2 separate regions of the Homo sapiens genome follow, and region 1 is linked to region 2. Evidence: chromatin loops called from intact Hi-C (ENCODE). Cell type or tissue: Calu3. All regions are shown on one strand. Each heading gives the region's core, and the rest is flanking DNA. Links, peaks and the distances in the headings are about the cores only.

The links. Hi-C counts contacts between places; a loop is a spot of excess contacts. Peaks named below come from ENCODE experiments on the same cell type or tissue, not always from the same donor. Only the 100,000 strongest peaks of a DNase experiment are listed, where the experiment ranks them.
Region 1: it touches region 2 in a loop (3-fold over the local background); 2 of 110 quality-filtered maps call a loop at or near these places.

The regions. Positions count from the first base shown.
Region 1 is chr4:167,287,594-167,304,168 of GRCh38, forward strand. No RefSeq gene overlaps it. Among named protein-coding and RNA genes, the nearest start is that of SPOCK3, 61 kb to the left of the region's middle. In Calu3, for the core only: no CTCF peak of the experiment used is centred there; no DNase peak of the experiment used is centred there.
Region 2 is chr4:167,613,711-167,630,285 of GRCh38, forward strand. No RefSeq gene overlaps it. Among named protein-coding and RNA genes, the nearest start is that of SPOCK3, 390 kb to the left of the region's middle. RefSeq lists an enhancer at 12,173-12,342. In Calu3, for the core only: a CTCF peak has its summit at 9,214 (motif pointing left); a DNase peak (open chromatin) is centred at 9,191.

The sequences.
Region 1 (16,575 bases), core at 4,261-12,260, 330 kb before region 2:
TTGGGTTCTGATTTGATTGCACTGTGTTCTGAGAGTGTTTGTTATAATTTCAGTTATTTTGCATTTGCTGAGAAGTATTTTACTTCCAATTATGTGGTCAATTTTAGAGTAAGTGCCATGTGGTGCTTAGAAGAATGTATATTCTATTGATTTTTGGTGGAGAGTTCTGTAGATGTCTATTAGGTCCACCTGATCCAGAGCTGAGTTCAAGTCCTGGATATCCTTGTTAATTTTCTGTTTCACTGATCTGTCTAATATTGACAATGGGGTGTTAAAGTTTCCCACTATTATTGTCTGGGAGTCTAAGTCTCTTTGTAGGTGTCTAAGAACTTGTGTTATGAATCTGGGTGCTCCTATATTGGATGCATATATATTTAGGATAGTTAGCTCTTCTTGTTGAATTGATCCCTATACTGTTATGTAATGCCTTTCTTTGTCTTTTGTGGTTCAAAGTCTGTTTTTTTCAAAGACTAGCTTTGCAACCCCTGCTTTTTTTTTTTTTTTTTTTTTTTTTTTTTTTTTTTTTTTTTTGCTTTCCATTTGCTTGGTAAATTTTCCTCCATCCCTTTATTTTGAGTCAATGTGTGTCTTTGCATGTGAGATGGGTCTCCTGAATAGAGCACACCGATGGATTTTTTGACTTTTTATCCAATTTGCCAGTCTGTGTCTTTTCATTGGGACATTTAGCCCATTTACATTTAAGATTAATACTGTTATGTGTGAATCTGATCCTGTCATCATGATGCCATCTCGTTATTTTGTGCATAGTTGACGCAGTTTCTTCATAGTGTCATTGGTCTTTATATTTTGGTGTGTTTTTGCAGTGGCTGGTACCGGTTTTTCCTTTCCATATTTAGTGCTTCCTTTAGGAGCTCTTGCAAGGCAGGCCTGGTGGTGATGAAATCCCTCAGCATTTGCTTCTCTGGAAAGGATTTTATTTCTCCTTTGCTTATGAAGCTTAGTTTGGCTGGATATGAAATTCTGAGTTGAAAATTCTTTTCTTTAAGAATATTGAATATTGGCCCCCTAATCTCTTCTGGCTTGTAGGGTTTCTGCTGAGAAGTCTGCTGTTACTCTGATGGGCTTCCCTTTGTAGGTGACCTGGCTTTTCTCTCTGGCTGCCCTTAGCATTTTTTCCTTCACTTCAACCTTGGAGAATTTGATGAATATGTGTCTTGGGGTTGATCTTCTTGTGGAGCATCTTAGTGATGTTCTCTGTATTTCTTCAATTTGCATGTTCCCCTGTCTTGCTAGGTTGGGGAAGTTCTCCTGGATAGCATTCTGAAGTGTGCTTTCCAGCTTGTTTCTGTTCTCCTCGTCTCCTTCAGGTACTCCAATCAATCTTAGGTTCGGTCTTTTTACATAGATCCATATTTCTTGAAGGCTTTGTTCATTCCTTTTCATTATGTTTTCTTTAATATTGTCTTCGGATCTTATTTCAGCAAGGTAGTCTGCATACACTTATGGCCTTTCTTTCGCTTGGTTGATTCAGCTACAGATACTTGTGTAAGCTTCACAGAGTTCTCGTGCTGTGTTTTTCAGCTGCATCAGGTCATTTATGTTCCTCTCTAAACTGGTTATTCCAGTTAGCAGCTCTAACCTTTTATCAAAGTTCTTAGCTTCTTTGCATTGGGTTAGAACATGCTCCTTTAGCTCAGCAGAGTTTTTTATTACCTATCTTCTGAAGCCTACTTCTGTCAATTCGTCCATCTCATCCTCTGTCCAGTTCTGTGCCCTTGCTGGAGGGTCATTGCTATCATTTGGAGGAGAAGAGGCATTCTGGCCTTTTGGGTTTTCAGCATGTTTTTTGTTGATTCTTTCTCATCTTCATGACTTTGTCTAGTTTTGATCTTTGAGGCTGCTGACCCTTGGATGGGGCTTTTGTGGGGACTTTTTCTTTTTGTTGTTGTTGATGCTGTTGTTGCTTTCTGTATGTTTGTTTATCTTTCAATGGTTAGGTCCCTTTTCTGTAGAGCTGCTGTGGTTTGCTGGGTTTTCTCTTCAGGCCCTATTCATCTGATTTGCTCCCACGCCTGTAGATGTCACTCAAGAAGGTGCCTCCCTTGACTGGGGGGTGGGAGCTCTTCTGCCCTCTGTGACTCTCAGGTGGGCCATGGCACCACATTGCTCTTCCTTCCTTTCCATGGATCATACCAGCCGCCTAGTCAGTTCTGATGAGAAAACCTGGATAGCTTGGTTGTTGGGGCAAGATTCACATGCTATTATGGTTCTTTTTGATGGAAGCCTCTGATCGCCGCTCCTTCTTGTCAGCCATCTTGCCCCACCTACCTTTTCTAACTACTAAGGATTCTTTTTACTTCTCCTAGAACTTTTTAACTACTCTAAGCTCTTCTCTAGATATTATAGGTAGCTTCCTTGGAAACATGATTATATTTATTATTCATAATTCTTTCATTGATTGGCTTAACTTTCATTTAAATCATTCATTTGAAACAATTGAAATCTAATGAAATCATCCTAAATTAAAATGGTAATACCACATCAATAAATTTGTCATTTATTGTTCATCTTGGAATACTCTTAGCCTCTTCACATAAAACGTGTTAAAATTAAAATTGTAAGAGTTATTATCTATTTTTCATTTTTATTTATGATTATTAATAAGAGGAATAGATTATCTTATGACTTAGCATAATGTTGGCTTTATACTCATGTGAAACACTTAGTTTATTACTACTCCTACTACCTCATATTTCTAGTCCTAATGTTGTCATAACGGTAAAAACTCTATCTGGTTCATCCTCAAATATCATTACCATCTCTGAAACACTCCAGATAACATTTGCACCATATAAAGAGAACAATACAATTTCATTTTAAAGTAAAATATATTATGCATTCCTGCTAAAATGTTTAAATCATGTAAAATTCATGGAATGTTAAATGTTTACTAGCTGACCAAACAAACATTGCAAATGGAAAACTCATTAATATATTTCTAAGTATAAGCAGAAAAAAATGTCATTTCCATACATTCTAAAACTTTTATTCTCAATGGAAATATTTTCTCATTCTCAAGAGAAAATTATTTTTGTAGTACAATTTTAAAGGGAGTTCAATTATTTAACCTTTGTGCTGCAATTGTTAGTGAATTGAGATTTTTTTTTATGGACACAGTAACATGTGAGGAATATTCTAAATTTATCATTAAAAATAGTATTTTGTATATATCAATAGAACTACTGTTATGAAAAAAAAAAACACTTAAAAAAAGTCACACACTGAAATCTTACCATTTTTCCTGGTGTATTTAGTAAAAGAGTGCCCCCTTGTGATTTCTGAATACTTATACAACAGTGAGGTCTACTAATCCTGGGGAAAAATTTTTAATTAAGAAAAAAAGGCTCCTCTCATCCTTAAAATACAACCAACACTTTATTTTTGCACATGAAACTATTTTAAGTTTAAATTTATTTTACTGGAAGTAGAAAAAATTTATTTCATGGAGATTTATCAGAAAGCAGTTTTAAGAAAACCACTAAACATTCTAGGACGCCAGCTCACAGAATGCATATACTGCTGCTGTTTTCCATTTTTATGCCCACGTAGGTGGCTCTCTAGAGACAGAACACTGTTTCTAGAGAATAAAGCTGCTGAGCTTACATTGATTGGAATTTTCCTGACAGTGCAGCATAATTCTGACATGTTTTGTGCTTATTCTTCATTATGAACCTAGGACACAATACATAGGGCCATATGTTCCTCTGAGTCCTCAATGGAACTCCCAGGGATACCAGCAGGCAGTTGTGTAGATCCAAGAAACAGCAAAGCTCATATTGAGACTGGGAGTGTCATGACTTTGGGAGCTTTGGCTCATGCATATCTGAAACACTGGAGAACATTCGATATACCATTAACTGAATGTGGTACCAATGAGAAATTATGAAATTAAGTTAATGGAAGACTGGGGATTTAATATAAAATTACTAGGCTAATTTTACCACTGTTTACACTCAGTCAATAATTTATTAGCAATGTAGCTAATTAAGGTTGCAGAGTATCATACTTCTCTGGAAGGACAAAAAATATTTATATGTAATAGAATAGCTTAGTTTGAAATAACTTTTGACTCTCCATTTCTAACCATGAAAAAAAAATCTCTCAATTTAGTTAGCCAAAAAATAATATTGAAGGACAAAATAATGGTTTGGTAGAATAAAAGGGTGATTGATAGATCGGGGAGGCAAAAAAGAATATTAGCTTTTCCAGTTAAAGCCAATTTGTCAAAAGTAGACCAACTTTTTTAGGCTACTTGTAATAAAAGTTGAAAATATAAACAACTATATGAATGTTAGATATTTTTCAGATTATTCAAATTTCACAGTCATCAAAAAATAGAACTTGTAGATGAAAGTACAAGAAAAAGAAATCCGTTTCCTGTGAACATTTCCCTAGACCTGAGTTTCTCAACAGAGGTGGAGCAGTTTTACTCCCTGGGACATTTGGCATTCTCTGAAGACATTTTTGATTGTCACAATAAGGTGGACGTGTTCCTGGCATCTACTGAGTAGAGGCCATAAATGTTGCTAACCATCCTAGAATGCACAGAATAGTTCCCAATAACAAAGAATTTTCTGGTCCAAATAGGTAGACTTAGAATTTTAGATTTTAATAACCTATAAGGCCTTACCTTGCTAGATTTTGTATGCTCCTTTGCATAATTCTTCATTTGAAATCAGGCTGACAGTGGAAGTTTGTGATAGGAAGAACTTGGCTTACAAATATTACCATTCCTTTTTTACTTAAAAACATTTCTACCAATGTGTAAAATATCCTACAACAGATATTTTTCTTAAAAAACTGTGTAAAGGAAAATTATTAATGAATATGTAGAATCCAAGGTTTATCACTCTCTCAGTACTCCATCCCAGTCTCCCACCCTGACCTTCAGATATTCGGGATGGGGTCCAGAAATCTACATTTAAATAATATACCCAGGTGATTATCCCACAGGTGTTTGTAGACTACATTTTGAAAAATGCTACGCAGATTCCCCTGAAGATTCTCATCAGTAAAATATTCCTTTATCTTTACACAAAATTATTTTACAAATTCCAGTGCTCAATATGGGGCATATTTAAACTTGTTTTCTTGTTTCTCTCCCTGGCAGAGAAAAGTCTACAAACCAGCTTTACCTTAAGTAGAGAAACATGGAGGGAGAGAAGGCAGGGAGATAAAAATAGATTTAAAAACTAGGTATCTGATTACATGTAAGGAAATAGAATACTTTGTTTTTGTTGTGTATTTTTAATGATCAAAGTTTCTGAGAGTTTGGAACAGAATGCAAGACAACATTGGAAATCATAGACCAAGGGGTGACTTTGAGTACCTTCTAAGTGTTAGAGAAAATTTTAATATATTTTTAAATTAGCCATTAATTATTCCTATTTTTAGTTTTCTAGCATAAAACAAAATAAGACAAACCCACCTAGTCCCTATACTCAATCATTAAAAATGAAATTGTAGAATTTACTTGCAAATCTCTAATGAATAAGCCACATTTTTGTTATTTCACAGGGCATGCTATCAAAATGACCAGTAACATATCTATGAAATACTAATGTCATTCATTCAATCTCAAAGCATGCAATTTAGACATCATAAATACAACCACGATAATTTAAAAACAACACTAACAGAGCTGTGTACAACTTTGAGGGGAAAGTGACTACCTAAATGATGCAAACAATTTACCTTGAGTGTTTTCTCAATTGAATCAAGCTTTACAGTTAACCAAATAAGAATCCATTTAGAGATTTGCATTAATCAGCATGAGAAATCTTGAAACAATGCCATTATAAAGGAATTTAGCCTTCAGAGCTTACTATATAATTTAAGATTCCATCTGACAAATGTATTAAACTGAACCAAAATGCAAATCCCTAGAATTCTAATCAACTTGGAGGAAAATTACTACTAAGTCTACCCATTTTGCTAACAGAATTATATATATATTTTAAAAGTCTCTATATTATGTATTCTTAGAGAGATCAGTCATCATTAAATAAAAAATGAATTCTTTGTAGACAGAAATTTGGACAATCTAGCTTTAACATTCTAGAACATATAGTTATCAAACCATTAATCAATTATTATACACTGGCTAAGAATACATTTTTCTATGTATAAGTGAAACTTAAAATTGATAACATGATCTTAAATACTATTGATTTTATATACGCTTCCCCAAATTATAGTCTACTTACTTAACAGCTGTCTGTTAGCCATGCCTAAATACTAAAGTTTAATTGGTTTGTATAAATTTATTATAAGGAATAAGGGGAAAATGTGACAGAGGATTGAGCTTTAAAAAATGAATAATAGCTTTTAGTCCTTTGCATTTCACTTTCTGGCTTGCATTTAATCAATATGTATATTGTTGAATAATTTTATATTGTTTAATATTTGAAAAGTTTTATATAAATATGATTCAGAAAAGAAGTGTAATGATTAATTTTGTGTTAACTTGGCTGGGCCACGGTGCCTAGATATGTGGCCCAGATATGTGGCCAAACATTATTCTTGGTGTTTCAGTGGGCATGTTTTTGGATGAGATTAACATTGAAATCAGTAGACTTTGAATAAAGCAGACTGTGAATAAAGCAGATTGCCCACTGCAGTGTGGATGAGCCTCATCCTGTCAGTTGAAGGCCGGAAGAGGACAAAGCACTAACTTCTCCCACCCCATTCCCCACACCGAGCAAGAGGGAATTCGGCCAGCGGATGTCTTTAGGATTCCAACTGCAACATTGGCCCTTCCCTGTGTCTCCACCCTGCAGGCCCAACCTGTAAATTTTGGATGTCCCATTTACCATAATTACGTGGGCTGATTTCTTAAAATCATCTCTTTCTCTATATATGCACATCCAACTGGTTTCGTTTCTTTGAAGAAGTTTGACTAATACAAAGAGATGTGAATTTATAAAAAAATTATGCCATCTAAAAATAATAGAGTTTTCACATTTTTGTTTTGTCTTTTTGCTTTAAAAATACTGAAATAAAACACATATAGAAGGAAAGTAGGCAAATATAAATACATGTGAAACCCATTGAATTATCTCAAAGAGAATATCTGTGTAACCACTACCTAACACAAGAATTTAAATTTTTTAATGTATAAGAAGAATCCTTCCTATCTTTACCCATCAACTCTTCCCTTACTCTCCCTCAAAAAATTTCTGGTTTCTAACACTAGAGTAACACTAGAGTTTAGTTTTGCTTCTAAAACTTTATATAAATGCAAATATACATATATTTATACTTTTATGTCTGTCTTTATTCATCCAGCCATATGTTGTTGATGCAGGATTTTTGCTCCTTAGTTCAGCTAAATCCGGTTCTTGTCTCACAAGCTGGAAAAATTAGCCACGCGGACACATTGAAGGGTGAGAAGGACAGAATTTAATAAGCAAATGGAAGGCTCTCAGCAAAGAGGGGTCCTGCAAACAGGTTTGCACCTCACAATTGAATACCAGGGCTCCCACACAGGAGCTGAAGAGGCCAGGCTCCTCCTTCCTAGCATAAGCCATGAATTCTTGGTGGGCCCACCCCATGCTTCCAGTGTGCATGCGGGCCCTTCGTTTGAGCCACTCCACATTGATTTATTTCCCTTATTGTGCATGGGTTAAGGGATGAAATTTTTCACCGTGGGCATGTTTAGGTCAGCCCCCTATAAACAATGATCTGGGTGGGTCAGGGGTTCTCTGAGACCCTTCCCTATCTGCCTAGGCATTTAGCTGCCTCCTGCCTCTATCATTGTGACAGTTATCCATGTTGGTGTGTTTAAGGTAATATTATTCATTTCATTGCTCTAGTATTAAATTGCATAAATAAATAAAAATTTATTTGTTCACCATTGGATTATTGATAGGCATTTAGATTTTTATTAGGTATTGGCTATTACAAATTATATGTCTATGTTTGTGTGTGTGTATGTGTGTACTCAATATAAATGTGTCTGTGTCTGTTTATGTGTATATGTGTATGTGTAAATTTACCTTGTTTTCTCAATTGAATCAAGCTTAACAGGTCAACAATACATACACACACATACATAGACACAGACACATTTATATTGAGTACAAACATACAAGTAGTTTTTCTGGTTAGTAAGATATATGCATATTCAACATTATTAGGTAATTCCAGTAGTTCTGTAGAAATTTAAACTTTTTATCACCTGTATATATAAAAGATCAGTTTTTCCATTTCCTCAGCTACATTTGTTACATCATTCATTTAGACACTGGTGAAAGTATGTGTTGTATCTTATTTTTAATTTGCATTACTTTTAATTTCCATTTCACTGATGTCAGATCAAATAGACCACCTTTTTACATATGTATTGACTATTTGCATATCTTATGATACGCCTGCTTGAGTTCTTGGCCATACCTGATTTTGTGCTTTTTTTCCCTAGTAGAAATTCTTTTCAGTCTTTGTAACTTTTATTTCATTTGCTTGTTTAATTCACTGGCTAGAACCAGTACAACATTTAAAAGAAAAAAGGATATTGACATCTTCCACCGAATCTCTGATGTTTCTTTCAATATTTCACTATTTATCATCATTTGCTGTAAATATTTTGTAGATAGTTGTTTTTTCTTTTTTGTTTTGTTTTTTTCAGATGGAGTCTTGCTCTGTCACCCAGGCTGGAGTGCAATGGCATAATCTGGGCTCACAGCAGCCTCCACCTCCCTGTTCAAGTGATTCTCCTGCCTCAGCCTCCCTAGTAGCTGGGATTATCTCAAAGAGATCCCATCATGCCCAGCTAATTTTTGTATTTTTAGTAGAGATGGGATTTCACCATGTTGACCAGGCTGGTCTCAAACTCCTGACCTCAAGTGATCCACCCACCTTGGCCTCCCAAAGTGCTGGGATTACAGGGTTGAGCCACCATGCCCAGCCTATAGATACTCTTTAACAGATTAAGGAAGTTTGTTTCACTTATATCTACTTTATATGGGTATTTATCATTAATTATTATTCTAATTATTTTTTGAGATGGAGTTTCACTCTTGTTGCCCAGGCTAGAGTGCAATGGCACGATCTCGGCTCACTGCAACCTGTGCCTCCTGGGTTCAAGTGATTCTCCTGCCTCAGCCTCCCGAGTAGCTGGGTTTACAGGCATGCAACACCATGCCTGGCTAATTTTTTCAATTTTTAGTATACATGGGGTTTCCCCATGTTGGTCAGGCTGGTCTCAAACTCAGATCACAGGTGATCCGCCCGCCTCGGCCTCCCAAAATGCTGTGATTACAGGCATGAGCCACTGTGCCCGGCCTATCATTAATTAATTTTTATTTATTACTGCAGCTACAGAGATGATATGATTTTTCTGTTTTATTTAGTGGAAATACATTAATTGATTTTTTTAAAGGTTAACTCTGCATTCCTGAGTTAAATACAACTTAATTATAAAATATTATTCATTTTCATCTCAATGGATTTGGTTTGCAAATATTATTTCAGATTTTTGCTTTTATGTTCATGAGAATAACCAGTTTTCTCTTCTCTTAATGGCCTCCTATTTTTAAAATGAGGTTTAATGATTTGCAAGAGAAAAGGCTGAGGAAGTCTCTCTTTTGCTAGTTCCTGGAAAAGTTATATTTCCTCCTTAGTTATTAGGTAGAATTCATTGCTGAATCCATTATGGCATGGAATTTTTCTTTGTGTTAAGGTATTTAATTTTTGTTTTTAATTACAGATACAATTTCCTTAATAGGTATAGGCTATTCAGATTCTCTATTTTATCTTATCTCCAAAGCTTAAATTTTTCTCAGGTTTTGACTATTTCATCTAAATCATCAAATTCATTAGCATAAAGCTACTTATATCTTTTTAATCTGTAAGATGTATATAAATGTCACTTTTTTGTTAGCTGTATACATTATTATTATTATTATTTATGCTTCCTTTTTTTCTTGGTCACTATGTTGGTTAGTCTTTTCAAAGAATGAACATCTATCTTTGTTAAAACACACAAACATATTTACACACACATATATTTCAATGGAAATTTGCTATCACTTTGATTATTTCGTTATCTGATTATTTCATTTTCATCTTTGTATAATTTTGTATTGGACAGTGCTGTTTTAGACAATGCAAGACCTTAACCACTTGAAGTCCACTTATGCCATCCTGACTTATACGGGTCTTTATTTATGTGTTTTAACTTCTCTATATTTTAAACCTGAAACAAGTAAAAGCATATATACTCAGTAATTTGATATAAAGTTGCCTTTAAACATTCATTCTGGCAGCCACTCACCTGTTGCAGTGATTTACTACACTGCAGAAATTGTAATATTCCATTTGGAGACTCAACAGAATCTGGATGCAACCAATATTTGTGATATCATATATGAAAATAATCTTTGGGACACAGGTAAAATAATATACTCTGGTTCTTAGAATCATTTATAGATATAAAGTATTATAAAATGTGTAATATATTATATAGATATAATAAATAGTATATAAAATGTTAGGTGTAATGTTGCACACCTATAATCCTAGCTACTCAGGAGGCTGATGTGGGAGAATTGTTTGATCCCAGGAATTCAAGACCAGCCTGGGCAACATAGTGAGACCCCATCTCATTAAGTAATAATAATTTTAAATATGTGTATATATAAAATATTGCTTTAGATTTTTGTAATAAAGATTGTATATAAAATGATGCTTTTTAAGATTTCTTGCTTTCTATATGAAAATCACATAAAATTCAATTCAAATATAATTCAAGCTTTTCAAATGTATCAGGTATCTGACTTAGAAAATAAAATACTGGAAAACACATTGCTCCTGCACTTATCACAAGAAAAAGCTATATAATTTATAAAAGCAATACTATTTTGAATCAGTGAAAGACCTGGATGAAGAATAACTCACAAGTCTATATGCTAAAGAAAGATAAGTGCCTCCAAGGAACATAGCATAGGGTAGGTGTTGGGTACCATAAATGCTATTAAGAAGAATAGCATTGTCATCTAAAAATTCTTATCAAATTGTTAAAAGCCAAGTGTAGGTGAGTCTGAGAACACAGAATCCCTGGAAAATGCAGACACAAAGAGAACTTATTATATTCACTGGTACGCTCTTCCCCATAGAAATCTTTGGGTGCTCAAAATAAAGACTGCAGCCAGGGTAAGAGATAAAACAAATAAAAAAAGTGTCCCTGATAGTACATGGACCACAGGAGCAACAGCCATTCTGGAAAAGCAAGAAACTTCAGCCGGATCCTCCTACCTTATAGAACAAAACCTTAAATGTTTTGGAATTAGAAGATCAAAACTTCGCTCTCAGGGCACAAGTGAAGATCTGCTGCTGGGAGAAGAAAATCAAAAACAGTAAAACAAACAAAAATCTTCTACTTCTGGGGAAGGGGAAGGAAACTATTCTTGGTGCAGAACATTGGAAAGAAAGCAAAGAAGAAGGAATATCAGGATCATTGGGAAGGCCCATCTCCTGAAACCAGGGAAACACCACATAGCTAGGATTGGGGACCCAGAAAGCAGAGAATACTTTTTTCCCCACCATCTCCTCCCACCGCTAGGCTAACAAATAATGGTAGTCTACTGCTGGAGAAGAAGTTAGAGCCTGGACAGAAAGAGAAGCTTTGAGGCACAGCAACAAAGGGAAGACCAAAAATTGAAAGTAGAGAAGATATTTTAAAAAAAAACTTATCTGCAAACCAGTCCATATAATTAATCTCTCAAGTGTTTTAATGATAAAGGTGGGCAACAAGCATGAATAATAGGACGTTTTGGCTGATAGATAAGAACTATAAGAAGCAAACAGAAATTCTAAAAAAGAAAAAAATAGTAACAGAGATAAGGAATACCTTCTATATGTTCATTATTGCATAGCTGAGGAAAGAATCAGTGAACTTTGAAGACACATCTATGCAGACCACCCAAACTGAAAGACATACAGAAAAAAGGAAGGAAGGAAGGACAGAAGGAAGAAAAGGAACAAAGTATGCAAGAGCTGTGGGAAAATATTAAATGGCCTAACATACATATTATTGGGATTTAAGAAAGAGACAACAGAGTGACAGTGACCAAAGAAATATTTTGACAAGAAAAGGACTAACCAGGTCGGGTGCGGTGGTTTACACCTATAATCCCAGCACTTTGGGAGGCCAAGAGGGAGTGGATCACTTGAGCTTAGGAGTTCAAGACCAGCCAGGTCAACATGGTGAAATCCCATCTCTGTTAAAAATACAAAAAATTAGCTGGGTGTGGTGGTGCACTCCTGTAATCCCAGGTACTCGGGAGGCTGAGACAGGAGAATTGCTTGAACTCCGTGGGCGGAGGTTGCAGTAAGCAGAAATTGTGCCACTGCACTCCAGGCTGGGAGATGGAGTGAGACTCCATCTCGAAACAAACAAACAAATGACTAATTTTCAAAACTAATGACAATCATTATACGGACGTTCTGACAAGTGCAGAGAAAACAAAGCAGGATAAACTAGAGAAACGAAACACAACAAAAAACTGGACATATTATAGTCAAAATGCTGAAAGCAAAGATAAAGAGATAAAGAGAAACTCTTGAAAGCAGCCAGAGGAGGGAAAAACGCAACATATAAGGAACAAGAGTTACAGGATACTTCTTGTCAGAAAGTATGTATACAAGAAAATAGACTGCCCTCATCAACCTGATAAAATTAAAATTTAAGTCATCTCTAAATCATATAGTCAGTGAAAATATTTTTTTGACAATAAAGAAAAAGTGAAGATATCTTTTAGACAGACTGGGAGAATTCTTTGCTAGTAGGTTTTCACCAGAAGAAATAGTAACGAAAATTCCACAGATAGAACAAATTTGTCACTAGGCAGAGACATAGATCTGTGCATACACAAAAGAGAACATGGATTTGAATAAACACAGATAAAGTCATTTTTCTTCATGTAAATAGTTTAAAAGAGAACTGGCTGTCTAAAGGAAAACAGCAGCAATGAATTTCATAAAAATAACAGCACAGAAATGGAAGAGAGGTATTGGGGCTCCATTTTTGTAAGTTACTAACACTACACATATAACAGCATAATAGTATTGAAGGTAGTCGGTTATAACTGAAGAAGTATATTGTAAAATCAGGACAGCTGCTTAAAAATAAGAAAAAAGCTGTAAATAGTAATCCAATTATGCAGATAAATTTTACTGGAATGGAATACTAATATCAGTCAAAGCAGATTTAACAATTTCCAAGAGCAGAGATATTACCTAATAAAAAATTGTTAAGGGTAGAGATATTACATAATGTTTAAAACTTCAAAATGTGAAGCAAAATCAGTTAAGGATGATAGGACAATGGATACATCACGATACAGTTGGAGACTTCAACAATCTTTCTCAAGAACTGATTGAAAAAATAAACAGAAAACTAATAACTATAAGAAGACTTGAACAACACTATCAACCAACTTGACCTAATTGACATTTATGGAACACTCATATGCATTTATGGAATACTCAAGAGAATGTACTTTCTTTTAAATGCATATGAAAGTAATCACCAACATAGAGGATATGTGAGGCCAGAAAAAAACTTTACAAATTTAAAGAACTGAAATTATATAATGTATATTTCTTAATTATAATGCAATCAAGTGTCAAAAATTAATAACAGAAAATATGGAAAATTCTAAAATAATTAGAAATTTAAACAATACGTTACTCATAGTTGCATCCAAGAGAAAATCATAAGGGAAATAAGAAAATATTTTAATGGAAAGGACATTAAAAAAATGGAAACAGATACGTAAAGCAAGACAAGAGAACAGTACACAATTAGTTGCTTAAATTAGGACATAGAATGCTTACGATTTTGTCTTCCATCTAAAGAAAATAAAAACAAAAACGATCGAAATTGTTGAGAGACAATTTGCCATGGATTTCTTGGTATTTTTGAAGAGTCTAAGCCTTGGGAGACAAGGTTACTGCAAGGATCTTTGCTTGATACACTTGAAAGCTAGAGATAGTGTCTCTGTGATGATAAGGAACTTGGGAAAGACTTGGAGACATGAAGCTGTCTTACTCCCCTCCCTGGAGACCCTGTGTTCTTTGTCCCAAGTGGTGTTTCCTTGGTGCTCTGCATTCTCCCTTCTCTTAGGAGCAGTAGTCCCAAGAGGAGACCTAGACCACTGGATACCCCTCAGTTCTCCGGATCCCCCAGCCCTGTGTGGCAGAGGCTAGGGAATGTCTGCAGGGGCTCTGGTGATGTAGAGACACAAGGGCTCAGATTCTCTGTGCAGGACGCAGTCCCCGCAATGGCTGTGCCCCCAGTTTGGCACCTGCCACTGCCTCTTGGGTCGGGAGGAAGGGCCAGAGATTCTGTGGGAGTTGGTGGTCTGGTGTAATGTTCTTAAGAAGTTCCAAAATTGCTACCCACACCACTGTTTGGGTTCATGAGGGAAGAGGAGCTTTCCAACAGTTTGGATACCTGAGGTCAGCTGCAGGGGCGAGGAGAGACGAAGCACTCTCACCTGCCCTTTCTGCCAGATGACAAGTTCCTCGGGGATCCTAACCAGATCCTCTTGCTTGTGCTTTTACTATGCCCCAGGTTCATCCCATGAGGCTCTGCTAGGCTCCAGCACTTTCCCCTTCATGCTCTGTTCGAGTTATGAATAACTATGTGCAAGAACCAACTTTGGTTCTTCTTTCTGAGAACTGGCATCTGACATCTCTAGACAGCCATTTTCTGGGTGGTATTTATTCCAACCTGGTTCAGCAGTTGAAGATCCATCAATATAATTCAACAGACTGAAGAAGAAAAATACTTGAAGAAAAAATATTTGATAAACTTCAACAAATAGTCATGATAAAATGTCAGCTATATACAAAAAGGAGAAAAATTCCTCAATCTGGTAAAAGATCAGCAACAGCAGCAGAAACTACCACTACTACAATCAACATTATACTTAATGATTAAATTCAGAGTAAGTTCTCTCCTGAGATCAGAAGCATATTAACAGCCCTCACTCCCACCACTTTTACAGAATACTGTATTTGAAGTCCTAGCCAGTGCAAGACCACACAAAAGAGAAAAAAAAATGAAAGGAAGAAATAAAACTAGTTTATTTACTGATGACACTGTCTACATACAAAGTCCAAAAGAACTACTATAAAACTTCTAGAACTAAGTGAGTTTAGAAATTTCATAAGATATAATGTTAAAATTCAGGAAAAGATCGTTGTGGTTTTTCTTTATTGACAATGAACAACTGGACATTTGAATTTTAAAAAACCTTATAATTCATAATAGTATCAAATCCATAAAATAGGTATAAATCTAATAACTATATTCAACATCTGTATATTGAAAATTGTACAATCCATTGATGAAGAAAAACAAGAGAATCTAATAAATCGGAGATAATTTGTAGTCACAAATTGAAGAAATCAATATTATTAAGATTTTAATTTTCACCAAACTAAAGATTAATGCAATTCAATCAAAATCTCAAAATCTCCTAAGGAAATTTTATAGAAACTAACAGCTAATTCTAAAATGTATATAGAAAAGCAAAAAAAAACTATTATAGCCAAAAAAGTCGACATAAGACAACAAAATTGAAAAACTCACACTATTTAATTTCAGTAATTTTTGAAAAGCTATGCTAATCAAGACAGTGTGGTATAGGCTAAGAGAATGCAACATATGTCCCACAGGTCAAGTTCTGCTCATAGTCTCTATTTGTATGAACTGTGAGCCTATTTTTCACAAATTTTGGTGTTTTTTTTTTGAGATGGACTCTCCCTCTGTCCACCAGGCTGGAGTGCAGTGGCGCGATCTTGGCTCACTGCAAGCTCCGCCTCCCGCGTTCAAGCCATTCTCCTGCCTCAGCCTCCCGAGTAGAGTAGCTGGACTACAGGCGCCCGCCACCACGCCTGGATAATTTTTTTTGTATTTTTGGTAGAGACGGGGTTTCACCCTGTTATCCAGGATGGTCTCGATCTCCTGACTTCGTGCTCAGCCCGCCTCGGCCTCCCAAAGTGCTGGGATTACAGGCATGAGCCACCCATGCCTGGCCTTTTACAAGTATTTTTAAAGATTAGGAAAGTAAAAATACAAAGAAAAATATGAGACTTGGAAAGTCTAAAACATGTACTATTTGGCCCTTTACTGAAAAAAAAAAAAATCTGGTGACTTGTGGTATAGGCAAAAGAATAGATATATAGATCATTGGAAATAAAAAGAGGATCCTGGAATAGATATGTATGTCATTAGTTGTTTGCAAACAATGGTGCAAAGCCAATTCAATGCATTAAGCGTAGTTATTTTTTTTTTCTGCAAATGCTGCTGGATCAACTGGCTATCCATGTGCAAAAACATGAAACTTAATCAACACTACACAGCAGATACAAAATCAAAATCAAAATTCACTATAGACTGAAATTTAAACCCCCAAACTATAAAATTTATAAAATAAAATATATTTAAAAAACTATTGTTACCTTAGTTTAAGTATTACCTTGATAAAATATCAAAAAAAAATCATAAGAAAAAATGACAAATTGGATATTGAAAGACATTGTTTA
Region 2 (16,575 bases), core at 5,513-13,512:
ATATAATCAGGGCGGAGACAAAGTATTTCAGATCCAGCTGAGAAGTGAGAAAAATGTGGATGTCGTGCTGGATATCAGAAATACTTTTGAAGTTAAATTGACAGGATTTGTTATAGAGATGCAAATTTATATAAACCTTGGATATGAAATATGGTAGTCTGTGCATATTACATAGACATAAATATACAGACATTTTTGAGAGCTTAATTTCATGTTGTTTTTACAAATTACTATTTCATTCCTTCCCAGGCCTACAGAGGGATAAAACATGTGTTACAACCTATGTGGCCCTTTGAATCTCCTTAAGTGTTCTGATGATTGCTTTACTTGACTTCTCAAACACATTTAATATATTATTCTAATAAAAGCCTTGATCTTTGTGATCATAATGAATACAGAGTAGAGAGTTTTGTTTATGAAATATTGTAATAAGGAAAATACGAGATAAAGCATTCTTTGATGCCCAGCCTGTTCAAATTCACAAAATTAGCCATCATAAATTCTCTGCTGATTTTCCAGCAATGCCAGAATACTTTCTTTTTAAAAAACCAACTAGGGGAACATATAATAATCTGAGCAGTGATCAGCATACCAACACATCTTTCTCTCGTAGTATTGATCACCTCATCATCTACCTCTGCCTCCTTCCTGTCCCTTTCACTCATTCTTCTCTTCATATGTCTCTGTTCCCTTTTGTGCGTATGTGTGGTGTGTGTGTGTGTGTGTGTGTGTGTCTTTTTGGCTCCCTCTTCCATTTCTATCTCTTCTTTTACATCTCTCTCTTTATTCCTCAATTTCTCTATTTCCCATCATGCTTTCCTACAACTCCCATCTCTCACCTACTATGTCCTCCATATGTGGATCTTTGTAAATGCTCCTCTCCTTAAATGGCCAATAGCCTTAGCTATATTAATTAATAAAGAACAGACATATGAGCCAAGCTACAGTGATAATACCCCGATATACTGGTCCTAGTGTACATGCATGCATACACTCCCATGACCATAGATTTCTGCTCAAGGTAACTGATTGGCATTCCAGGAAGGTCTGAACTGATCACAATCTTATAGGCCATAGAACGATGACTTTTCTGTTTACTGCAGAGAAGCTCATAGTGCTCTGTCAGCACCATCATGGCATACATTATATCATTTTAGCACTCTTATATTTTCTTCAACTCAGTCTGATGCAGCAACCTGCCCCCATATTGCTCAGAGTCCAGTCAGATAGTCTCATGCCTCTCACTGTGCACACCTCATTTATGCCATCCATTCCATGCTTACTCACTACTAAGGTTCAATACACCGCAGGACCTTCTCAGAACCCATGATATAGCCCACCTTATCAGATTAATGACATTTTCAGCTTCCAGCCAGCAAATAAATACTGCCACTGGCCAATTTTTCCTCGCTGACTCACTGTGCAGTTTATGGCATGTGTGGTGAATGCTGCTGCTACTCTTGCACTGATCCAGCCTTTCCAGGAGCTGCCTTCAGAGGCCAGGGAATAAAACCTGGAAGAGTGGGGATAGTTAATATCCAATGGGGTAAACGTTGACTCATGAGAGATAGGAGATGGAAAGGAGCTGGTGAATAAATTCTCTTCCACTTCTAGTAATTATTCTGAGGTCCTATGTTTTCATAAAGTCTTGTTTGAGAAATGCTGCTTGATGAGAAATCAGCTGTATTTTATGATGATGCTTTTGCCAGTTTGGTCATTTGCCTTTCTTTCTTTCTTCCCATGCTGCCTTTTCCTTCACTATTATTTTTCTGGGTTTGCAAGCCCCCTAAAATGTTTGTTTCAGATTTGGTCTTCCCGGGAAATAATACTAGAAATTCTTTCCAAAGTTGCAATTACTAATCTCTATGGTGGCCATAAAACCAAGTCAGGCCACTTGAAGTCCAGCCACACTATTTTTTTATTGATATATAATATTTATACATATGTATGTGATACATGTGATTTTTTTGTTATAGGCATAGAATGTGTAATGGTTCAAGTCAGGGCATTTAGGGTATCCATCACCTTGAGTATTTATCATTTATGTGTGTTAAACACATTTCAAGTCTTTGAAATATGCAATACTTTCTTGTTTACTATAGTCTCCCTACTCTGCTATTTAACATTAAAATGTACCTTTTCTATCTAACTTTATGTTTCTACCCATTATCCAACATCTCTTAATTCCCTCCCACCTCTCTTAATCTCTTAATTCCCTCCCAACCCACATTCTTCCTAGTCTCTGGTATTTTTTTATTTTTTTTTTGGATTTTTAGTAGAGACCGGGTTTCACTGTGTTAGCTAGGATGGTCTCGATCTCCAGACCTTGTGATCCACCCGCCTCAGCCTCCCACAGTGCTGGATTACAGGCGTAAGCCACCGCACCCGGCTGTCTCTGGTATCTTTTACTCCACCCTCTATATTCATGAGATGAACTTTCTTCACTCTTACATATAATAAGAATATTAAATATTTTTCTTTCTGTTTCTGGTTGATTTCACTCAACACAATAACCTCCAGTTCTATACATGCTGCTGCAAATGACAGAATTTGCTTGTTTTATTATGGCTAAATAGCATTCCATTGTGTATATATACCACATTTTCCTTATTCATTTATCTATTGCAGGGCACTTAGGTTCATTTTATATATTTGCTATTGTGAATAGTGCTGTAATAAACATAAAATTGCAAGTAACCCTTTGATATACTGATTTCCTTTCCTTTGGATAAATAACCAGTAGTGAGATTGCTGGATCATATTGTTCTATTTTTGGTTCTTTAAAAAAATCTCCATCCTGTTTTCCATAGTGGCTGTGCCAGTTTACATTTCTATCAATAGTGTATACAAGTTCCTTTTTCTCTGTATCCTCTCCAGCATCCTTTATTTTTTGTCTTTTTAGTATCAGCCATTAGAAAACAGACATTCTAAGTGGAGTAAGATGATACATAATTGTGGTTTTGGTCTGCATTTTCTTGATGATTAATACTTTTGAGCATTTTGTATATACTTCTTGACAATTTATATATATTCTTTTGAGAAATGTCTATTTATATCCTTCGCTCACTTTTTGTGGAATTATTTGTTTTTTTTTTCATTGTTGAGTTGTTCAAGTTCCTTGTATAGTCTAGATTTAGTCCCTTGTTGGATGAATAATTTTTGGTTCTAGAGAAATACTAAAATTGTTTTTTTCAATTTCTGGGAAAAAGATGTTGGTGTTTAGAAAGGCATTGCATCAAATTTTTAGATTGCTTTGGATAGTATTTTTCTTTTAACAATATTGATTTTTCCAATCCGTAAGCATGAGATGCCTTTCCATTTGTTTGTGTGTTCTTCAAATTTTTTCATCAGCATTATGTAGTTTTGCTTTTGTAGAGGTCTTTTATCACCTTGATTCAATTTATTTCTCATTTTTTGTAGCTATTGTAAATGTCTTCTTGATTTATTCTTAGCTGGCTGATTATCTTCTTGATTTCTTTCTCAGGTAGTTCATTAATGGTGTGTAGAAATGATACTGATTTTTATATATAGGTCTTGTATCCTGCAACTTTACTATATTTATTCATCAGATTGAGCTATTTTGGTGAAGTCTTTAGGTTTTCCTAGGTAGAAGATCATGTTGTCTCTAGAGAGGGGGTAATTTGACTTCCTCTTTTCCAGTTTGGATTCCTTTTATTTCTTTTTCTTGCCTGATTGCTCTGGCTAGAATTTCCAGTACTTTGTTGACTAGGAGCAGTAGATGTGTGCACCCTTGTTGTACTCCAATTCTTAAAGGAAAGGCTTTCAACTTTTCCTCACTCTGTATAAGGTTAGCTGTGGGTTGTCATATATGGCCTTTATTAGTTTCCTTTTATGTCTAGTTTGTTGAGAGTTTTTATTATGAAAGGATGCTGAATTTCATCAAATGCTTTTTCTGTGTCTACTAAGATGACCATGTGGGTTTTGTCCTTCATTCTGTTTATGTGATATACCACATTTATTAATTTACATATGTTGAATCAGCCTTGCATACCTGGTATAAATATCAAGTATGATGATGGCTGTTTTTGGTCTGATGTTGGATTTTGTTTGCTACTATTTTGTTGAGAATTTTTGTGTCTATGTTCATCAGGGATAGTGACCTGTAGTTTTCTTTGTTGTTACACCTTGTCTGGTCTTGGCATCATGGTAATGCTGGCCTCATAGAATGAGTATGGTGAATTGCTCCTCTTTAATTTACTGAAATAGTTTGAGGTGAATTGGTATTAGTTGTTTTTTTGCACTTGGTAGAATTAGGAGTGAAGTCATCGAACCTGGGCTTTTCTTTGTTAGGAGACTTTTAATTACTATTTCAATCTCATTATTCATTATTGTTCTGCTCAGGTTTTGTATTTCTTCCTGATTCAATCTTAGTAGTTTGTATGTGTCCAGTAATTCATCCATTTCCTTTAGATTTTGCAATTTGCTAGTGCATAGTTGTTCAAAATAGTCTCATAATCTTTTGTGTTTCTGTTGTTGTAATGTCTCCTTGGTCAATTCTAAGTTTGCTTCTTTGGGTCTTCTCTCTTTTCTTGTTAGTTAGTCTAGCTAGTGGCCTATCAATTTTGCCTATCTTTTCAAAAAAAAAAAACAAATTTCATTTTATTGATTTTTTTTTGTTTTTGTAGTCTCTGTGATATGATTTTGCTGTGTCCCCACCCAAATCTCACCTTGAATTGTAATAATCCCCATGTATCAAGGGTGGGGTCAGGTGGACATAATTGAATCATGGGGGTAGTTTCCCCCATACCACTTATTCTCGTGGTAGTGAATAAGTCTCACGAGGTCTGATGGTTTTATAAATGGGAGTTCCCCTGCACAAGCTCACTTGCCTGCCGCCCTATATGATGTGACTCTGCTTCTCCTTTGCTTTCCTTCATGATTATGAGGTCTCCCCAGCTGTGTAGAACTGTGAGTCCATTAAATCTTTTTACTTTATAAATTACCCAGTTTAGGGTATGTCTTTATTATCAATGTGAGAACAGACTAATGCACTTTATATCATTTAGTTCTGCTCTGATTTTATTATTTCTTTCCTTCTACTAGTTTTGGTTTTGGTTTGTTTTGTTTTTGCATTTCTTGTTCTTGAGATACATTGTCAGATTTTTTATTTGAAATCTCTTTGCTTTTTTGATGGGGTTGTTTATTCCTATAAACTTTCCTCTTAACACTGCTTTCACTGTATCCTGTAAGTTTCAGTGTGCTGTGTTTTGATTTTCATTTGTTTAAAAAAATTTCATTTCTGTTTTAATTTCTTTATTGATTCAATGTTCACTCAGGAACATATTGTTTAATTTCCATGTATTTTTACAGTTTGCAAAGTTCTTCTCAGTATTGATTTCTAGTTTTATTCCATTGCTGTTCAAGAAAATACTTGATATGATTTTGATTTTTTAAAAATTTGTTGAGATTTGTTTTGTAGCCTAAGGTATGGTCTATCCTGGAGGATATTTCATCTGCAGATGAGAAGAAGGTATATTCTGCAGTTATTGGATGAAATGTTCTGTATATGTCTGTTGGATCCATTTGGCCTAAATCCAGTTTAAATCAAATGTTTCTTTGTTGATATTCTTTCTAGATGATATGTCTAATGCTGCAAGGTGTTAAAGTCTCCCATATGATTTATTTTTGGTTGTGAACAGTGTCAGTGGTGTCATGATTTCCTCATAGGCTTGGATATGGTTGTTAGTGGAGTCTCTGGTAAGGCTTTACTGGACTTAGGGATGCCAGGTGGGCCATTTCTCAAGCCCCAGTGGTGACAGTGGTGGGCCAAATGTACCTCTCTTTGGGACCCCAGGTAGTGTATGCAGGCTCCTGTATTAGTGGATTCAGGGAGGTTAATTCTTAGGATCCCAGATGGCCAGAGTGACCATGGTCAGTTGGATAGGTGGGCAGGTTCTTGGGCCCCTGGGCATGGGCGATGGTAGTAGCTGTGGTTGAACAACCTTCTAGGTCACAGGTAGCACTCGCTAATGATAGCTGTGGCTATGATGGGCTTGGTGAGCCAGTTCCCAGGTGCTCAGGTGGCATATGCTATTGGTTGCCAGCAGTGGTGTTGGCAGCAACCTGGGGGTCCCATCTTCAGGTCTCTGGGAGAATGATAGCTGTAGCTATGAATGGCTTGGTGAGCCAGTCTCCAGGTACTCAGGTGGCACATTCTATTGGGTGCCAGCAGTGGTGTTGGCAGCAAGCTGAGTGGTCACATCTTCAGATCGCTGGGAGATGCTAGTGGTGCTACGCTGGGTAGGCTGTTCCCTACTCTCCTGGGTGGCATTCTTGAGCCTGGGTGGGGGGTTTGTGCCAAGCCAGGTGGACCTACGCTTAGGCTGCCTAGTGGTGCAAATAAGCATAGGCTGTAGTAGGTAGGATAAGGCAATACCTAGTAATGTGTATGAGAGCCTGACCTCAGGGTGCCTGCAATTGTGCAGTGGATCTGCTGTTTGGAAAGGTAGGATTGCTGTCAGAGGGAGCAGGCCCAGGTAGGTAGATGACTTCTAGGTCCCAGGGAGCAAGTACTTTGGACCTCAGCAGGAGTAGCCACAGCAGTGTGAAGGGAGAGACTGTTCTCGGGGTGAATGCAGGGGCACAGGGTCCTGCTGCTGGTGAAGGCAGAGTTGCTGTCAGCCTTCACAAGCAGGCAACCCTCAGTCTCTGGAGAGCACAGGCTGTGATTCCCTTTGTTCTCGGGGAAGCTACCACAGCATGATGCACCACCCTTTCCCCAGGCATAAGACTCTGTGTGGGTTACAATGCTGGGGACCCTGCCACGCTGTCTGATCTAGCTGACATTGAGCCAATGCAATTCTCTAGGTACATCCACATTATTTTTCAAACATGGGCTGGTGGAAGAAGAGGTTGTGAGCTAATACAGTCTCTTAGAGAAAGATGGTGATAAAGTCATAATAAATGTTCAGAATTAAACCATGAAATAAACAAATATGGGGGGGGGGGCACAGGCATGTGATTATTTTGGTTTCTGTCTTCCTAAGACTTAGTTACTTAGCTGTACTCTCTGTTTTGTTTGCTATCCCAGATTTCCACCAACAGATCTACCATTTAGCTTAGGCTAGTTTAATTAGATATCAGACACTTGCAAACAAATGTCTTGAGTTGTAGCCAAATTCATAAGATTCCATTATGTGTCCTTCTTTTCAACTAGTCTTTCAAAGGCCATGTTTTGACTTATGTCATCCCACAGCTATTAGGTCTGACTATTTTAGCTTCACTTTCTGCCATATGAATCTCTGTTTTTCCTCACTCTGATGTTTTGGATGACATTTATCTTTTTTTTCTTCTAAATCTCAGGTTAAATTTTGGAAAATGAAAAAAAGGAAAGTTAATAGATTTGAAGGTGAGTGAGCATCAACAGCAGTAAAATTCTGTTAAATTATATGCTATTTCTAAAAAAATGTAGAACCCCATAGAAGGCAAAAGAAAAAAAATGAAAGGATAGAAAATGTATTTTGAAAGTGAACACATTTAAAATTTGATCTGAATTTGAAATTCTTCAGTTATTAGCTGGAATTGGACCAATTTCTTATCATCTCTGAGCTTCAGTTTCACCAGAATATAGTAAAGATTGAGTTAAGACATTAAGTGTATTAGTTCATTTTCACACTACTGATAAAGACATACCCTAGACTGGGCAATTTATACAGGAAAGAGGTTTAACGGAGTTATAGTTCCACTTGGCTGGGGAGGCCTCGCAATCATGGCATAAGGTGAAAGGCTCATCTCACAGGGTGGCAGACAAGAGAAGAGAGCTTGTGCACGGAACCCCCCGCTTATATAACTATTAGATCTTGTGAGACTTATTCACTATTATGAGAACAGCATGGAAAACACCTGCCCCCATGATTCAGTTACCTCCCACCAGGTCCCTCCCACAACACGTGGGAATTCAAGATGAGATTTGGGTGGGGACACAGACAAACTGTATCACTAAGATACTACGTAAACTGTGTAATAATTCCTGAAACATAATATACACTCTCAGCAATTTATGAACTTTATATTTGGGAGATTTAAGTAATCTATGCAAAATGCTAAATTGTGTCCTTTCTCATGATGTTAATGAATTAGCATATTTGCCTTTTTTTTGAGTAAATTTTGAATGTATCATCACAAAAAAATTAGTGAGGTGATAGATATGTATTGATTGATTTACTCACTCCACTTATATATGGATAAACATCTAAACATCACATTGTACACCATAAACATATATAAGTATTCTTTGTCAATTAAAACAATATTAACATAAAAGATTTGCCTTTTAATTGTTTCTCCAAAACTTTTTCTAATTTTTTATTTTATTTTTCTTGGAGACAGAGTCTCACTTTGTCACCCAGGCTGGAGTACAGTGGCCTGATGAATCCCAGGTTCAAGTGATTTTCATGCCTCAGCTATCGGAGTAGCTGGGATTGCAGGCGTGCACCACTACCTCCCTCACCCCTCGGCTAACTTTTGTATTTTTAGTAGAGACTGGATTTCACCATGTTGGCCAGGCTTGTCTCAAACTCCTGAGCTCAAGTGATCCACCTGCCTCGGCTTCCCAAAGTGCTTGGATTACAGGCATGAGCCATGGTGCCCAGCCATTTTTTCTAATTTCAAATATTAAAACATACATATTATAGATATATATATAAGCACACACACATATATATATGCCAACTTCCCAGATAATTCTACTCATCCTTTATACTTTCTGCAAATATCGAATCTCTAATATTACCTCGTTTGTGCATTTTTACGGTGGTTTTTGCAATACTGCATGCTAACTAACAATGATTGACAAGCAAGCTACGTATCTGAAGTAGGTATTTTGCCATTTCCAGAATGTGAGGGTTCCCTTCTTTTCCAATATCACATTTACCAGTTTGTTAACCACTCAGGTGTTTATGCAGAGCACTATGCAGTTTTTCTTTTGGCTGGGTGTATCTCACTATCTCACTTGCCTCCGTGACTCATTCCACAGCACTGTAGTCCTGTTAATTCTTAAATTCTGTTCTATGTTTGTGGAGTCACACTGAATTTGCCAGAGGAATTTTGTTAAGGATGTTTCTATGGAGAGAAGAGTACCTCAGTTTCCTTCCCAGATGTGTACGGTATCTTTCAAAGGCCCTGACCGGGACTAGGATGCTAAGACGCTGACCAGGGAGCCGCTCTAGGCTGCCCTCTGGTGGGCAGACTGGAGCTAAGGACACTGAAAGAAGTCCAATCAGACTGAAATTGTATCACTTCAGCAAGCAGAGAAGAAAATTCAGGCATTCATGAGCTTACCATAGCCAGAGCCTGGTCTATAGATTTCGCTCAGCAAAGGTCCCAGGAAGCAGGCCTGAAAGCCACTGGAGGAGGGGGGCCGCACCTGAAATCTCATTTGCAGCTGTTACGGACCCTGTCATTCCCTTACCTGTCAATGGGCAGGTAAGAATAGGGAGTTTATTTGAATGAATTTCCAAGGCACTAGTAAGACAAAGAGATGATAAAAGTTTCCTTTAGAATACCTATAGTGATGACCAAAAAAATGCCTCACATCACCGTGAGCTGTAGAGGGGACAGAAAAAGATGTTACTACCGGAACATGAAACCCAGCATCAAAATTCAAGTGAAAATTTACTGCAGGAGAAATAGAGTGCTTACAAGTAAACAGAAGTCGTCATCAGTTGCCAGTTCAAATTCCAAAAAAACACCTACTGTCAAATATCTAGTATCCATGAAGTTAATGAAAACAGTGTGATTCATATGGCATGGACTTTTGGTACCAAATATTTGAAGTCTTTATTTTGGAACTGAGTGGAGAGTAAATTCCATCTGAGTGTACTTTACAGCAACACCACCAAGAGAATTCTGCATTCTTATCTAAACTTTGAGACATCAGAAAGTAGTAGATAAATTATATTTGAAAATAACTAACTGCTAACTGAATTTTTAACTTGCATTTTTACAACATGAATGTAAAAATGCAAGTTTAAAAATTATGTACCTGATACATATCTAGATGTAGATGAAAAAAATCTGGCCTAGTTTAATTGTTATTATAGCCACTATTTCTATGATCAACTGTTAACTACAAACTTTCACCTAATTTTCTTTTAAGAACATATATTATTTTTCATAGTTTATTTCCTAACATTCACATCAAAGAAGAGAAAACAATTATACATAGCATCAGGGAGTGATCAGATATAATTTGTTCAACAATGGGACCTGGCTACCTGCCTGTAGAAGAGCAGATGGAATTCTACAAATGACTTTCACTGTAGGGTCCCTTGACACACATTATGAGCCAAATAAATAGTGTGACACCCAATCCAATGAGTATCCCTGAACACTACTGATGTACACTTTTATGAGGATACAAATTGCACACTGATGAGCAATACCTGGTATGTGGAAACCTCGTTTAGACCACTGGCCACTTAGACACCTGTGTCCTGAAAGCACAAATTACCTTGTAACTGCTATTGGAAAAGCTACTGCCTACATTTTAAGTAGAATTGATTCACAAAAGTACAAAACAGTCTCATTTCAAGTTATCTATCTGTGTACAATTTAAGAAGTTTAAATCCTAAGTGTTTTAGGACAAAATCCTCATTTTTTTATTTTAGCAATTTTAAATGCACAGACCATGTACTTTGCTAACTGTAAATCTAGGTAGGCATTGAGACGACTATTCAGGGTATAGTTAGCACACAGTAGTTGATGACAAAACTAGATCTTCCTGTAGCTAGGACCTGATAAAAGTTTCAGGCTCTTGATTTTTGGAATTACCAGGAGAGGTTTACTAATAAAGAATTGTAGCTCTGGGTAATTGTTAGAGCCTGGGATTGATGGTCATCAGGAAAGAGCGTAAAGCTTGATAACAGTTGGTTAATTTGATTTGAAGAAGTTGTTGAAACAGCATGCAAATGTTCTTAATAAACCCAAGTATAGAGCTAGAAATAACATTATATTGCTGTTTTTTTCTCCTAATTTATTTCTCACATACTAATGACAGATCATAACTAAAATATGATTTAGTGCAGTAGAAGAACGTATAGTCAGGCTTTGTAGAGAAAATATTCACAGTTATATTACTAGATATGCAGACAGGTAAAAATTCATGGAAAGATAGTTACTTCTCTGTTTCTCAATCTTAGACCCTAATACTTTCTCCCATCATTCATAACAGATTATTTATTTTTAATTCACAGAGAATACAAAACCCACGAGACCAGAACTTTCAAAATTTGCTACTGACACAAATCTAAAATATTTAAAAAATATTTTAATTGTGGTAAAATGCACATAAACACATTTGCCATCTTTCCCATTTTTAAGTGTATATTTTAGTAATGTTAGTATTTTTACATTATTGATAAAGCCTCACCACCATCCAACTCCAGAATCCTTTGCATTTCAGAAAACTGAAACTCAGTACCCATTGAACAGTAATTCCAGCAATATGTCCATAACTCATGATTTGCCTTTCCTTATATTTCAATAGAAGAAAAGTTTTTGCTCCTGTCCCAGCCAATAACTTCACCAATTCTCTGTACCTCATTTCTTCTCACCTAAACAAAGGCACGTTTTCTATAACTTTTCCATTTTTTTCTGCCCTACCTTCTCATTTTTAATTTTTTTTAATTATTTTGCATTGTCAAATTCTGTCTAACTCCATGCATAATGCTACTAATTAGCTACCTTGGTCATCTAAAAATTTCTTCCATAGTCACCTTATGTATCACTCAACATTCTTCTTTCCCCTGTGACACATTTCCTAAATAGAATTCTTTTCACTTCAAATCTATTTTTTTCTCAACTCCAATTAGCTTCATACTTCACTCCTATCAAACTTACCCCTCCTCATTCTATATAAACAATTTTCTTTAAGGTCAACAACATCTACCTTTTGCTAAATTCAATGGTTAGTTCTCTTTCTTCTTCCTTCACTGCTCTGTGTCAGATGCTACAGTAAACCACACATTTTGCTCTATGAAATATTTTTCTCTTTATGCATCTGCAATACCATACTCTTCTTGGTGCTTTATTAGATGCTTCTTCTTAATCTCATTGCTGGCTGTTTATTCCTTTCACAAACTCTTATTGTCAAAGTTCCCCAACTCTAACTCTTTTCATCAGTGATATTTTTATGCCTCAGATTATGTGCCTGCCACTGAATCCCAAACCTTTATGTTCAGTTCTAACCTCTTCTCTGGGCTCCAGTTTTATATTCAACTGTGCACTCACCAACTCCACCTTGATCCCAAAACGTAACAAATTCAAAGCAGACTTGATGATTCATCCGCCACTGTTCAATTACTGTCCCTTAGTTTCCTTTATTTCCATTTATGGCACCATTAGCTACCCAGTGGCTTAGGCCATTAATTCAGAACTCATCTTGGAAACTTTCTTCCCCCTCACATCCCATATCCAATCCATCAGCAAATCCTCTGGTATCACCTCCAAAATGTGTTTTGGAACCTAGAGGTTTCCACCATTACCACTGATAAAACCCTTGTCCAATTATCTGTAGATGGTGGTGATGATTGTACAACATTGTGAATTTAATTGATGTCACTGCAATGTGTACTTAAAAATATTTAAAATGCAAAGTTTATGTTATACATCTCTTTCACCCGGACGATGGCATGATCTTCCCAACTTGCCTCCCTGGTTTGTTCTTGTCTTTCTATGATGCATTCTCTCTGTAGCAGCGAATTTAAACACTTTAAAATGTAAGTTAGATATGTCAGTCCCTGTTTCAGATATCTCAATAGTTTCTCATTGCTTTGAAAATAAAATGGAAATTTCTTACCTGTTCTACAATGCCCTACATGTTCCTATCTTGGCCTAAATGTCCTACCTCATCTTTTACAACTCACATTCCACTCACTCTGTTCTACTTGTACTGGCCCATTTGCCGCGTCGTGAATACACCAGGCTGGTTCCATGCTTGAGGCTTTAGCAGTCGCGGCTTCTGCTCTAAATATATTTATCTATCTCATAGAGTGTTTTCTTTTCAAAATCCCCTTTTAAAGATATTGAATTTTAACCTTTCTTTTTATTTTCAATACAACTTAGAACAACTTCTAAAATATTTATTTTAGTCATGTCTCTCTTGTCAATTATTTCTCTGACTCAAATATAATCTAGGAAACTATAAAAATATTTTCTTTTGAAGATGGTCCCAATGGAAATTCAATGTATTAGATGATATGGGTTCGTTAAACCTTCTTTATATTATCAGATCCAAATGCCAGTGCCTGATAGCTGTGTCTTCATATATCACTGACAGAACTAAGTGCTTTGTCACAAACTTACATATTTTTTTCCAAGCAGTACTTTGTGATTTCTAAAATACACAAGAGCTATTTTTATTTTTATGACAGATATTAGCTAAGTATTCATATTCCTTTTGATGTTCCATCATAAAAATTATAAAACATATAATTTAACTTAGTGGAATATCTTTATATCTTATATATAAAAGATACATCTTTATAAGATATATATAAAAAGATATATCTTTACATCTTTTAGAAAACACAAAACAAAATCTGAGACAGTTTTTCTACCAGTAAAACCTAAATAATGTTTTTTCAGTCCTACCAAAAATTGTAAATTGTTTCCTTTGTTAAAGTTTATTCCTCATGCAATAAAGAGAATATTAAAAAGTAATATATTTTAACAATTATAAACTAGTTTAAACACAAAATAAATGGAAGATGGGAATTATATATAAGTTTATATATATATATATTTGTTTATATTACATATATAAATATAATTTGTTTGTTTGTTTGCCAGGCTGGTCTCGAACTCCTGGTCTCAAGTGATCCGCCCACCTCAGCCCCACAAAGTGCTGGGATTACAGGTGTGAGCCACTGTGCCCAGCAGTGGAAGATGAGGTGTAAAATATCAAAATCCCAATGCACAATATAGTAGAAAATATATTAGTTACAAACTGAAAAAAATGGTTTTCAGAAACAATAAATTCTACTTATTTTTGGAACATTTATTTAGATTTAGTCATATTAAATGTAAACACTTTTTCTCATAGATAATTATTTCTTTAAATACTATTTCCTTAGCTAAGAAGAATAAAAATAAACTGAAAGTAACATATTAACCACTCTATAATCTATTTTCAAGGGAGTAATAAAGACTTTGTAATCATTAAAAATAGAGAGAAATATTGAACTCTACTGCATCTTATTAAGAAAAACACCTTTCATATATTAAGTAGGTCTAATCCTTTGACTCTTTGGTTGGTCATAATGTTTATATAAATTCTAGGAAATGATTTCTGCATATTTATTCGCAGAATGAAAAGTTTAATTTCTTCATACCACCCTCCCCAGAAAAATTTAGAAAGGACAATGCAGTAACATAAGCCTGAATTTTAACAGGTCTTTTTGGTAGTAAGTAGTGCACACAATTTTCATGTATAGCTGCTCCAGTTTGCTTTTCCAGATTTCTAAGAGAATTTAGAGCTTCTTTGAAACCTGCAGTATGTTACTGCTGTGTAATATCTTGATTGATTTTCTGCTTAAATTGGGCATACGTGCAGTATGTTGACAATCAGAAAAAGCAAGGTGGGTGAATGTGATTCTCAGCACCTCCACACAAAACCCTGTGGAGTTCAGATGATACACCAAATTCAGGATCCTACTGGGCACACTTGGATTCATAGATTTAATTCTCCAGCACTGACAAAAAAAAAAAAAAAGATTTTTTTCTCCATTTAGTGGTTGCTCTTATTGGCCCATGAAGAAAGACCTACATTGATTTATACATTGTGTACGTGTTAGGCACTAAATGTGTGGGGGCAATCAACACTTCAAGGACTTACTTTTGTAAATTATATAAATTAGTCTTTCATTATTGAGGGCTTAAAAGACAATAGGGACGGCAGGGCACAGTGGCCCATCCCTATAGTACTGGGAAGTGAGATGAGAGGATCCCTTGAGCCCAGAAGTTGGAGTCTAGCCTGGGCAATGTAGTGAGACCCTGTCTCTAAACCAAAAAAAATAAAAAAGAAGAAGAGAGAGAGAGAGGGAGAAATAGATAAAGGGACAACAGGGAGCTTTTTACCTTCTAAGAATTCTTGCCATTCTTGCCACATGTCTAAATATAGTCTGTTTGAACTGATGAATGCTTTTCCGAAAAATAATGCATGCCAATTTGTTTGAAAGGTAATGTCTATTCTCATGATTGTATTGATCTTTGACATGGCTTCAACTGGTAAAATATGAATAAACCAGTAACTTGCTTTCCAAGTAGAGTTTGCTCTTTACAGAATGGAATTATCCTTTCCCCAATACTGATGAAACTTATTTAAATGATAAATGAGCAATGAAGGCTGCTGATCAGAAGGTTCCTGCTCACTGGAGATATTATGAGGGCTGATATTTTAGACCCTGCCTAATTCATTCTGAACACTCAACCAGGCATGTCTGTCCATAAAATTGACTTAGAAAGTAGATTTGCTGAGTTAACCAATGTAATATGAAATATTTCCTAATTGCTTACATTCTGTGTGTCTGTGTGCAGGGGGGTTAAATATGAAAAAAAAAATCATAATATATCTAACTACAGAGTTAAGAGGAACAGTTCTTAGCGTTTCTAGTCACAAAGTAGAATTTAATCATTAGTATCGGCAGGCTGCCTGCCACTCATGCTCAGCACATACTGTCAAGGTATATTTTCTCAGACTTTCATATTTATTTGCTTGTCATGATTGTTTTGATATTCAGCTGACAAACTATGCCAAATGACTGACATGAGCAAATGCCAGGGAATATCAGGAGTGAAATAAGACAACAATTGAGTATATTATCATTTTAATGGTCTGTCTCACCCTGCTGAGGGTTGTGATTTTGTTCTGTTCCTAACTGTCATGCTTGATTAACTAGATCCTGCTTTAGGTGTGTGATGTTTCAAGTTATACTCAGTCCTCTCTATTTAGCAAAATGCAGTTTCTGTGATCACAAAAACACTGAACTTCACTTACCTTTCATTCTCTATCTCCAGTATTAAAGAGGGCTGATGTGAATACAGCCCCTTTAATTAAAGAGGGGATATGTGAAACAAACTCTAATTTGATGAAATTTGAGAAGTTATTTTTTTCATAACGTGTATTAATTAGGGAAATAGCACATTTAAAGCTGTTCATAAACTGGAATTGTTTTCAAATAGTACACAGAAAGATATATTATTTGATGTCATCAGAATAGAATGGGATCGTATTAGAATAAAATTTTCAGATAAGTGAAGCATAAATCATCAGGCAATGTGACATTAAAAATAGTGATTGTATATTTAGAAAACCCCATTGTCTCAGCCCCAAATCTCCTTAAGCTGATAAGCAACTTCAGCAAAGTCTCAGGATACAAAATCAATGTGCAAAAATCACAAGTACCCCTATACACCAATAACAGACAAATAGAGAGCCAAATCATGAGTGAACTCCCATTCACAATTGCTACAAAGAGAATGAAATACCTAGGAATCCAATTTACAAGGGATGTGAAGGACCTCTTCAAGGAGAACTACAAACCACTGCTCAATGAA